2 separate regions of the Homo sapiens genome follow, and region 1 is linked to region 2. Evidence: chromatin contacts called from ENCODE Hi-C data. All regions are on one chromosome and are shown on one strand. The core of a region is the stretch at or near the end of the contact, and the rest is flanking DNA. Distances in the headings are between cores, read along the strand shown. Region 1 holds the start of MTFR2 (mitochondrial fission regulator 2). Region 2 holds the start of VTA1 (vesicle trafficking 1).

What was found. Hi-C counts contacts between places; a loop is a spot of excess contacts on that map. Pooled maps may share reads with other maps.
Region 1: a pooled map shows a loop between it and region 2 (14-fold over the local background). The contact joins the promoter of MTFR2 here to the promoter of VTA1 in region 2. A Hi-C loop is called at or near these places in 4 of 50 pooled maps.

What each region holds. Positions count from the first base shown.
Region 1 is chr6:136,245,730-136,251,759 of GRCh38, forward strand. It overlaps MTFR2 (mitochondrial fission regulator 2), which reads right to left and starts at 4,582. Exons shown (of 8, transcript NM_001099286.3): 1 at 4,247-4,582; 2 at 3,308-3,424. The coding sequence starts at 3,370. RefSeq lists enhancers at 4,032-4,251, 4,902-5,051.
Region 2 is chr6:142,144,755-142,150,568 of GRCh38, forward strand. It overlaps VTA1 (vesicle trafficking 1), which reads left to right and starts at 2,509. Exons shown (of 8, transcript NM_016485.5): 1 at 2,509-2,645. The coding sequence starts at 2,534. NMBR (neuromedin B receptor) reads right to left here and starts at 2,368. Exons shown (of 4, transcript NM_002511.4): 1 at 2,290-2,368. RefSeq lists enhancers at 2,238-2,532, 2,296-2,435, 2,690-3,210.

The DNA.
Region 1 (6,030 bases), core at 3,332-5,831, 5.9 Mb before region 2:
ATTTTCCCATTGTGGTGTCATGCTGGCACTCAAGACATTTGGGATTTTGGAGCATTTCAGATTTCAGGTTTTGAGTGATGCTCAACCGATAATATTTTTAAATTGCTAAGATTATTTTACATTTTTTTCACACTCAGTCTTCAAAATCCCTTATATAGGTTACACCTATAGAAGATCTCAATTCAGATATTTTGAGTACTTAAAAGTGACATGTGGCCAGTGGCTATCATACTGGATTGCACAGCCTAGAGGATATAGATCCCAGACCTATTACTAGTAGAATATTTGGAGGATTGAGCATTTATATTTAAAGTGTTCTACAGACCATTCATCTGCGTACCCCTGCTAAGAACAACAGGCATAGAGGCTTTGCTACCATGACGGCTACCTATGACATATACAGTCACCCAAGAGTTGGGTTAGTTCTTAGTTAATTTAAATGATACCTTCCTATCTTGCTCGGCAGTTTCCATCCTAATAAACTCTTGTCCTTCCTCTCATTCCTTCATTGCCCCTGGCCATCTTCACCATTTTCGTTGTTGTTGTTGTTTGCTTTTTGAGGTTTTTTTTTTGAGATGGGGTCTCACTCTGTCACCCAGGCTGGAGTGCAGGGCATGATCAGGGTTCACTGCAACCTCCACCTCCCAGGCTCAAGCAATCCTCCTACCTCAGCCTCTGGAGTAGCTGGGACCACAGGTGCACACAACCATGCCTGGTTAATTTTTATATTTTTTATAGAGACGAGGTTTCATCATGTTGCCCAAGCTGGTCTTGAAAACCTGAGCTCAAGTGATATGCCTGCCTCAGCCTCCCACAGTGTTGGGATTACAGGGGCGACCCACCACATCTGGCCATCTTCACCATTCTTATTATTTCATCTTCCCTCTATTCCTGGTCTAGTACCCACATTTTGACTTTACTAATTTTCCTACCAAGCATGGATTTTCTGGTTAATTATTTCAGTAATATGTTCAATGCCACTCAAAAATGGTTCATTCTTTTGATATTATGTGCTCCCACACTGCTAATGAATACACTACTGTAATTACTCTTAGCTAGGAAAAAAAAATCACAAAACGACAATATTTAGAAAAACTACAATTCCATGATGACTTCAGCTGGGTTCTCACAGGTATTCTGAAATCCCTTCATAACATGTTACATTCTATACCACATTGCCCAGAGCAGTCTCCAATCTCTGAAATCCCTTCTCAAATCCCACCACTTCATTACCTGCAAGTGACCTTGTCTCTGCTCTTACTGAGAAAACCGAGAACTTCAACTTGACATACCTCAACTTCACTTCTCTTACTTAGCTCCATTCAAAATCTCTTTTCAGGCCAGGCGCAGGGGCTCACGCCTGTAATCCCAGCACTTCGGAAGGCCAAGGCAGGTGGATCACTTGAGGTTAGGAATTCAAGACCAGCCTGGCCAACGTGGTAAAACCCCATCTCTACTAAAAATATAAAAATCAGTTGGGCATTGGTGGCAGGCTCCTGTAATCCCAGCTACGCGGGAGGCTGGGGCAGGAGAATCACTTGAACCTCGGAGCAGAGGTTGCAGTGAGCCAAGATTGCACCACTGCACTCCAGCCTGGGCAACAGAGCAAGACTCCATCTTAAAAAAAAAAAAAATCTCTTTTCACTCTCTCTCACTTTCATTCTGTTCTTTAAGGCAGGACAGTCTCTCTCCTTTCCAAGACTTATTTAATTAGATCCCTTGCCCAACTACCTTCTCAAAGGCGGTGCTCAATCCTCTCTCATGTGGATCTTAAATTTCTTCCTGTCTGTTTCTTCCAGAGTGATGACAAATATGCTGAAGTTACTTCTAACTTTAAAAGAAAAAGAAAAATTCCATCCTGCGGCCCCTTCAGGCTGATGGCCTCTCTCAATTTCTTTTCACAAGCAAACTTTTCAAAAGAAGGTTGCTGATCCCACCTCCCTTCCTGATATTCTTCAAACTACTCCAACACAGTCCCATTCTCCACTTACAGAAATTCTTAAGGTCACCAATAACCTAATAGTGATAAACAAATGTTCAGCTGTTATCTTCAGTCTCTCGATTACTGATATTTAGAATGTTTCAATCACATCTAATGACATTTGCCATTATCGAAGTCCATGGCTTTAAATATCAAAACAAAGCAGATAACTCCCAAAACTGAATCTTTTTCTTTCCTACATACTAAAACCATATATATATCCAATTGTCTGAAGGATATTTCTACTTATATGTTCTAACATCACCTCTGACTCACCTCATCTCCATATTCAAACTAGTTTCTCATACTAAGATGCCCATTTATAATAATGGTACTATGATTCTTCAACTTACTTTTGCTTTAAAAAAATCTTAAATTATCCTTGACTACTTTCTTCTAATTCACCCCACCCGTCTTCCTTACAATCTCATATTACAGTTATCTTTATTGTTTCTTATTCCTCATATTTTAAGCATTATGAATACAACCATGTATTACTCCTCTGTATTACCTGCAGAAACAAGCATATTGTCTTAGATACAGCAGATTTTCAACAAGTAGATAAAATTTGATTTGCTTATGATATGGTTTGGCTGTGTCCCCACCCAAATCTCACCTTGAATTGTAATTATCCTCACGTGTCAAGGGTGGGGCCAGGTGAAGATAACTGAATCATGGGGGCAGCTTCTCCCATACTATGCTCGTGGTAGTGAATAAGTCTCATGAGATGTGATGGTTTTATAAACAGGAGTTCCCCTGCACAAGCTCTCTTGCCTGCCACCATGTAAAATGTGACTTTGCTACTCATTTGCCTTCAGCAATGATTGTGAGGCCTCCCCAGCCATGTGGAACTGTGAGTCAATTAAACCTCTTTCCTTTATAAATTACCCAGTCTCCGGTATGTCTTTATTAGCAGCATGAGAACAGACTAATACAGCTTATAATTCTCAGGCCTAAATCATCCTCTTTCCATTAGATTTATTCTGGATTTATTGAGCTTTAAATATTGAACTTGTTTATAAATTACCTTGAATAGAAGTTTTAATGTATCTGTGCAATAAATGTAATTCTGTGAAGCTCATGTCTATATTTTGCTTCCTTTGTATCTTCTGTTGGCATTTGTCCTATCAGGTAAATATGTTCTCAATAATCTTATCCCTCTTCTAACTCAAATCATCAAAGCTATACTATTACAAACTCACCTTTGTTCCAACTAAAAAGAAGCAACAACTTTGCCTTAAATCAAATGATTACATATAAGTCATTTTCAAAATGAAACCCAAGAACAAATACAACAGATCCATTCCAATCCAAAACGACATTTACCTGTTCTACAGGAACGCCAAAATATTCCAGCATCTCTCTTAAGATATTCAGTATGAGAGACATTGATGAAGCAAATACAGAAGCCAATTCAAAGGAACATTATCAGTTTCTTGGTGCCTTTGGGGAAAATTTTAGAAAATGTTACTCTTGACAAATAAATGCCAAATTGTACTACATAACCTGGAAAAGTCCTCTTGATACACGACACAGTCAACTAATTTCTCCTAGCCAGCATTCTTTTAAGTCAGAGAAAAAGAAAGGAAGGGGAAGTCTGGGGGAAAGAGAGGGTTGTAAAGGAAATTTCAATTAATTGGTTAGATTACATTAAAACCTCGTAGGATGTTTGAGCCTAGTTAATAGAGACCAATCAACAAACTGGACATCTACTTAGTAGGCAAGGCTTCAAGTTACATGCCACAGCGAAGCTCGCTCTTTCCTGAAAGCTTTGGGCTGAGACTCTTAGCAGATGGGTGAGTTTAGCCAACCCTTGAAAGCAGGCAAGGGACGACTCAGTTTTTAAAAAAATAAACAGTAGCTCTTCTCACACACATATCCTCACGTGTCAAGGGTGGGGCCAGGTGAAGATAACTGAATCATGGGGGCAGCTTCCCCCATACTATGCTCGTGGTAGTGAATAAGTCTCATGAGATGTGATGGTTTTATCAACAGGAGTTCCCCTGCACAAGCCCTCTTGCCTGCCACCATGTAAAATGTGACTTTGCTACTCATTTGCCTTCAGCAATGATTGTGAGGCCTCCCCAGCCATGTGGAATGCCCATCCCTCCTCACTCTTTTAAAATGAGAAGCATGAATTCCAGATACGGGACGTGACTTGGTCACCCATCTAGTAACAGGCCGTGACCAGAGCCGGATCGCGTCCCTCGCTTTGGTCACAAGCTTCCTGGTGCTCTCCAAACACAGCGTGGTAGCCTTGCTCACCTTCCTCCGAAGCCGAGCCCCCGGGAATCACCAGAACATCAAGCGGAGGGCGTTAGGAATCCTCAATCAAATTCCAGACTGCGCCACTCCTTGTGCAGATCGCTCAGACGTCTACCCAGACCTCGACCCAGTTTCCACCCGCGCGCCTCGGCTTGCAGCCACAGGCGGTAACGATGCCCTCAGCGAGGAATAAGAGGTCAACCCGGTGCCCAGCCCTGGAGCCTCACGCTCAGCCAGGGTAATGTTATGGGAAGCGCGCCCCCGTCCTCCTGCGCCCAACCAACCCACCTGCTAGTCCCTAGGACCGGACTGCTACTTCCGCATGACAGGACTGCTACTTCCGCATCCCAGGACGAAATCAAACTCCGCGGGCCAGGACCCGTAACCAGCCTCATTGGGCAAAACTGAAGATCGCTGCTTCTGATTGGTCATTGCATGATGTCAGGCAATTCGGGAAGCGACTGCTTTTCCTTCTCAAGAGGCGGGTCTTCCGAGAGTCAGCCAATAGGAGCTGACGGGCAGGGCAGGTCGCGTTAGGACAGCGTCGCTCCCGCAGGGCAAGGTTTTAGGTACAAACTCGTGAGCTGGACTCGCAGTCCGGAGTTCGTACCCCACAGAACTCTTCGCAGGGAGTGTCTTACTCGCTACAGCCGGACCCTAAGCGCATCCGCCTTCCCAAGTTCATCTGACACAAAATCGCGATTTATTTTTTGGTCATTTCATTTGTTCAGCTAATATTAAAATACTTGTGGAACTGGCAGAAGCCAAGCACTACCCCCGAGGGTTTTGCAGCTTTGCAGTGGCTAGGATTCATTCTTTCGTTCACTAAATACACCTACGTATCCAGGCTACCGAATATTGGGCCGGACACTCTCCTGGCTTAGCCGAGGATGGCAAGTGATATGACAGGTGATATCCCAGTTTTCATTTCTGATTTGAGGTTATTGGCTTCATACGAAATAGCTTCCTCTTCTGAATTTCAGCAAGACGTGCACTGGAGTGATATAACAATTTAAGATGTGTGCCTGCTACTGACATAATTTGAAAATCTAAGTTTTGAACTAATTTATCTATGGTCAACATCACTTATTCATTCAACCAATAATAGATATCTACTACGTAGCAGACACCATTCTAAGCACGGAAAATACCTTAATGAGAGGGCAGGTCCTCGTCCTCCTGGAGCTTACAGGCCAGCGGGGCATCTCGTTCCATTCTAACCCTAATTTGCTTTTCTCTATAGCACTTATCATATATATTTAGTTACGCTTCCACTACCACCAAACAAAATTGTAGACTCCAGGAGAACAGGAAGTTGTTTTGATCCATGCTCTATCTTTCCCCAGTGCTTTAGAAGAGTGTCTGGTATATAATAGGCATTCAGTCTATTTGTTGAATAAAATACCTAAATGTGGAATGACAGAAAAGATGATAATGATTTGGGACTAAGCAACTAGCAAAACAATTGATAGCAATAATAGTGATATGCCCAGTAGAGCTGGATACGGCTGAGTGAGCGCAGAACAAGGATGATGATGGATCAGAAACCCTAGATGGAGTAATTTTCTCAAGTTCCTTGTCCTTCCCTTTGCCCTTGTGAATAAATCACGACTTTATAACCCCCTCCCTTTCCCACTCTCTTATCAAACAGCAAACAGACAGGGCCAGAATGAAAACATCCCTCCAGAATGAGAACGGAACCACTACTCTTCCAGCTGCACTATTAACATAGGTTAATATTCCAACTGATTTAAGTAGCAAGGAGGACCCAGGTCAAATACTAC
Region 2 (5,814 bases), core at 1,259-3,758:
GCATATTTAGAAAGAAGAGAGCATGAGGCTCTTGTCTGTAATCTCAGCACTTTGGGAGGCCGAGGCAGGAGTATCACTTGAGACTAAGAGTTCAAGACCTGCCTAGGCAACAAAATAATAATAATTAGCCATAGTGTTATGTGCCTGTGGTCCCAGTTACTCAGGAGGCTGAGGCAAGAAGATCCTTGAGCCCAGGAGTCCAAGACTGCAGCGAGCTCTGATAGTGTGCTGCACTCCAGCTTAGGTGACAGAGTGAGAACCTGTCTAAAAAAAAAAAAAAAAAAAGAAAGAAAAAAAGAAGGAAGGAAGGAGAAAAGAAAGAAAAGAAAAGAGCATGTGTTGGCAGATCAGAGAGTAAAATCCAACTCCAACCATTTCACTTTCTTATTTTTCCCTCAGTCCTGCTCATGAGGGTATGCAAATAAGAGTACACATGAATGTATGCAAATGAGAAAGAGTGGCAAAATTCACTTCTGAAGGGGGAGATCAGGAGAGTAACAGGAGGGTGCAGCCTTCTACCAGGAAGAGGAACATTTGTTTCTCAGACATAAGATGATGGAATAGAGAAAAGATAAAACATAAGATCTAGAAAGACATCATAGTCAAGTAGTAATGGCTAGGTGCACAGGCTCTGAAACCAAAATACCTAGATTTTAATGTGGAATACTCATCCTTCCTGGCTGTGACCTAGTGCAAGTTATCTAGATTCTATGTGTCTTATTTTTCTCATCTGTAAAATAATAATGATATGTTCCTCATAGGGTTGTGGTGCAAATTAAATAAATTAATATAAAGACCCTAGAAACATGCATGATACATAGTTGATGCTCAGCAAATGCTGCTAGCTAGTTATTATTACTTTAAGTTGTGGTAGAGGCAAGGCAAAATAATTCATATCTGGTGGTGGCCTTAATCTCAATAGCAGGAAATGCTGTTGTAGACCAAGGAAATTGGGGCTGAGTGCCTAGCTTGAATAGAGCGAGAGAAGTTTGAAACACCATCTGTGGACTACAGCACTGGTCCTTAACCCTAGACGTAACATTAAAATTACATGAGGACCTTTTAAAGATACTGACATTTAGGATCCCACCTAGAACAATTAAGTGAGAATGCCTGGAGTGGGCTTTAAAGTTGATCTTTAAGGGCAGCTGCGGTTGAGAATCAAGAAGTAATAGGAAACAAATAAATGAAAAGTTGTGAGTATAGAAAGAAAACAGTTATGGTTATCCAACTCTGCTTTTCTTCATTGATTTCTCTACCAATCTAGCAACTTTTGACTGGAAAGTCCAAATAGTGGGAGTAAGAGAAAGAGAAAGAAACCATACATTCTCCAGTGGTAGGAAATATGCCGCTGAGATTGGGGAAGAAGACAGAACTGAGTTTCAGGCTGAGTAAAAAAGCCCGACCCAGAATAAGATGATGGACTTTGCAAATAGGTCTAGGCAACGTATGTGGAGTGGGATAATATGAGGACATGGAGCGGTTTCTTCTGGGGGTGAGAGAGTGATCAGAAAATAGTAGGCAGAGGGGAATTTCCGAGCTGGAGATTTTGGCTCTTGGGGATAGTGTGATTTCAGTGAAAACTAGTTTTAAGATGAATTGTCAAAACTGAGGACTGAGATAAAATAAAGAAGGTTATTGGAGGAAGTAAATAAAGTGTACAGTCCTGAAAGATATAAGTAAGGGATGGAGAGGAGAGGAAGAGAATTGAAGTCATTGAGGGTAGAAGGAAAAGTGATGCCTACTGTACAATGGTTAAGAGTTACCAGCGTTGAAAACGTCCCAAACACCCTATCTTACATTAAGACAAGATAATAAATATGAAAATACTTTACAAATTGTTAATCACTCTCCAGAAAAAAAAAAGGTGATCTACAGATTATTCATTCACTAAAATACGTACTAGCCAGCTGAGAACAAAAGTTCAATCTTCTTTAAGCTTCATATGTTTAGCTTAATTTGGCGCGAAATCTGATTATTTTATCCAGTATGTCAACATAGAAAAATTTAATTTACAATTTAAACACATTATTTCTCTCTCATGCAAGTATTGAAATTAAAGTTTCTAAAATCAAAAAGGCTTCTAAAGGACACTGCTATATGGAATATTAATGTGGCATATTAACTGGAAGTGGTAATTCCTGAATGACGCCAAAGGCAATTCTCGCCTTTATACTTTCTCCCAGTCAACATACATTATTTTCTTGTTTTTCCTTTTCTATCCTTCCTTTTGCCACAAACAACAAACCAAACAAAAAAGCAAAACAAAACAAAAACCCTTCCTCCTACCAGCAGAGAGCGCTAGCGCCATGCGCGGCATAAGCGCCAAAATGCTCGGGTCTTCTGTGGGTTCTAACCGCCGAGAGCCAAGCACCCTGAGGTTGTCCCAGCTGGGGATCCGTAGTTGACTTGACGTCGCTGAGCAACGGAAGAGTGGGCAGCATTTGCTCTGAACGCTCGTGCGCGCTACCGCCCAGACGGAAGCGGAAGTGCCGGTGGAGCGCGAGTAGGAAGTGGTGAGTTCGGAGTAGAGATGGCCGCGCTTGCACCGCTGCCCCCGCTCCCCGCACAGTTCAAGAGCATACAGCATCATCTGAGGACGGCTCAGGAGCATGACAAGCGAGACCCTGTGGTGGCTTATTACTGTGAGTCTTTCCGAGTGGCCGCGCCCTTTCTTTCCCAGTTGCATTTTAGGGCCCACACACCTCCCTGAGGTTCTTGGGGCATGCCCCGCCCCCCTCGCTTTAAACCTGAGCTTTGACCTCGAGCCTACCCAGGGAACTCCCTGGGTTCCCACCCCCTGGCAGTAGGAATCCCAAAACACCATGGTGTCCACTGCTTCTCCTATCTTGTGCTTAAATGCTCCAGTACTGACTACACAGGCTCTTGAACTGTGGAATATAATCTTCCAAGGTTTTCTCTGTGTGTGTACACACAAGAGCTTCTTGTCTCAAATAGGAATCCTGAAAATAAATTGAGTTAGGTTTAAAACGAAGGTGAGTGTCCGAAAGAAGGAGTGATGTGGATAAAAGGACGATAGACTAGTTGAAAACATAGTAATAAGTGAATATTATTTATGACAGCATGCAAGCCCAATCAGAAACTCATTTGGTTAAATGGGGAGTATCTGCTACTAAATAAGCAGTTGAATTTGACCTTTCCCCACCCAGCTGCTCTCTCCTACCATGCAGAATTTTTAGTTTTGACTTCTTTGAATAATACCCGCTGTTGAGACCTTTGAAAGCAGTATTTTCACTTTGAGTGTTATACGTTGAATTTACAGTTTGATTAAAAAAAATATAGGTTAACTCTGCTCAAACTTGTAGTGAGTAAAGGGAGTGCCAGTAATTCTGTGTTAACTTTATTTTGTATTCTGTACTCTTAACTTTACTGCAAATAAAACAAGTAACTGGACAATTATAATTCTGAAAAGGATATTTAGAGTTGAGAAGTTGGATATAATGCGTCCATTGTTGTGTATATTGTAAGGTTAGCTAAAATCTGGTCACTGTTATCTCTGCCATACTCCAAATGTACCCTGTTTCTCAAATGTGCAAGGCCTTTTCAGACCTACCATCTTCCACTCTCTTGGAATGTGCACCTTTTTCTTGCACTTGGCAAACTCATGATTCAAGATCTAACCCAAATGTCACCACTTCTGTGGGCAGCAAATTGATTATTCTCTGTGCATTACTTCATTTTGTTCAAATTTTACAGCATCATTTTTATTATACTTGTTCTTCAGTTTCCTCAAGCAGGGTCCATATTCATTCAGTATGTGTTCATTGAGCTACCTTTGTATCAAGCATTAGTAGGCGCTGTGACTACATTTGCTGCATTTTTGGAGCTTACATACAATGGAGGTAGAGAGTTTCAACAATATAGAGTCTATCATACATAGAGTATTAAAAGCTTATGAAGACAAATAGAGCAAGGAAAAGGAATAAGAGTATCAGGAGTAGTGGTGGCAGGGAGTGCAGATGGGATTTCAGTTTCATAGTGGTCAGGAACACTTCACTGAATTGACATTTGGGGAAATAAAAGAGTGAAAGGCATACCTTGCACCATCTGGGAAAGAGTATTCTCCATAGAGGTTATAAAAGTCCCGAAGTAGAGGCTTGCTGGAAGGAGGAGTAAGTAGACTATTGTGACTGGAGTGGATGGGGCTTGGGAGTGATGGGATAAGGTCAAAGAATCTCTCATCCCTAAAGGAAATTCCTGTTCCCGATCCCTGTATCATGTATCTTTGTGACAAACCAGGGACACCTTACTCACTGTCGTCCTTTCCCTCTAGATTTTTCTAAACCTAATCCAGTTTCCTTTATTTAAAAATATAACATAAACTCTCACCATATCATTCCCTAAAGTTGCAGCTCTGCTTTTCCAGCCTTATAGGTAAGTTTGAAATAGTTGTCCATAAGTTAGCTTTACGCCTTTATCTTGTAGAGCCTTTCAGCCCATGCAGTCTGGTTTTCATGCCCAGTATTTCACTGAAACTGCTCTCATCAGGCTTATGAAGAAATATTTTTATTGCTCAGGTGACACTTAACAATTTTAGTTATGAAACATGTACATATAAAAGCATATGTAATGTGCAGACAGTTTAAGGAATAATAAAATGAACACTAATATGCCTATCACATTTGATGTTATTAAACTTTTTAATTTTTGACAATCTGGTGGGTGTGAAATGGTGGTGTCTCATTGGAGCGAAATCTGCAATTCTCTGAGTCTTAATGAGGTTTAGCATCTTTTCATATGTTAATTAACCATTTGTGATTCGGTTTTGAAATACTTGTTTATTGCTTTTGCCCATTTATCTGTCACAGTCTTGTCTTAATAATGTTAGATGTTAATCCTTTGTTATATGTGTTGTAAATATCTTCTCCCATTTCAGTTTGATTTTTCACTCTGAAGACCTTTGATGTTCAGAAGTTCTTAATTTAAAAATGTTATCAATCATTGTATGAATCTCTTAGGACTTAACCTTCTGATTTTATAGGCTTTCATTTCTTTTCGTGTATTTGTTTGGGACTTTGGCTTTCTACATCTGTAGATGGGTGTTTTTAATCAATTTTGGAAAATTTTCTCTACTATTATTTGTTCAAATATTGCTTATATTTCTATTCTCTCATAAAAGTTTGATTAGACATGTTTTGCACTTCTCCCATTTAACTTCCTTGTCTCTTGATTCTGTCATTTTTTTTTATCTCTTTGTCTTTCTGTGCTGCATTCTGTGTAATTTCTTGAGGTTTATCTTCACCTCCCTATATTTTATTGTTTAACCCTTTTATTGAATTTCTACTTTAATTTTTTATTTTAGTGTTCTCTTTTGGTTTTCATATTGGCCTGGCCATTTCTGATAGTTTCTTGTTACTGATATTTTTAACCACTCTATTTCTGTGAACACTTTAAATATATGGATTTATGTTTGCTGTTTGATAACATTGTAGCTGCTATATTTGTGGGCCTGATTCTGCTTTTCAACAGAACACTGCTCTTGGTGACTTCTTTCCTTACAATTGTGGGCTAGTCATGCTAGACCAGCGCTCTCCAAACTGGAGTAGGCAAATAATTCCAAAGGAATCAATTTTCCAATTCTTGACTTCCATGTTTTCCTTCCAAAAACTGTTCTTAACAAAGCTCCTGTGGTCAGGGTAGCAAAGTAGTATATAATATGCTGCTTATCTTTTCCTACATCCTGTTCACAATTGTCCTTCTCCCACTTTAATGAAGAACGGCATACTCTCACGCATCCTGAGTGCTTTTATGTTGTATTGCCTTGAAAGAGAAGGTGGAAAATCCTCCAGGGTG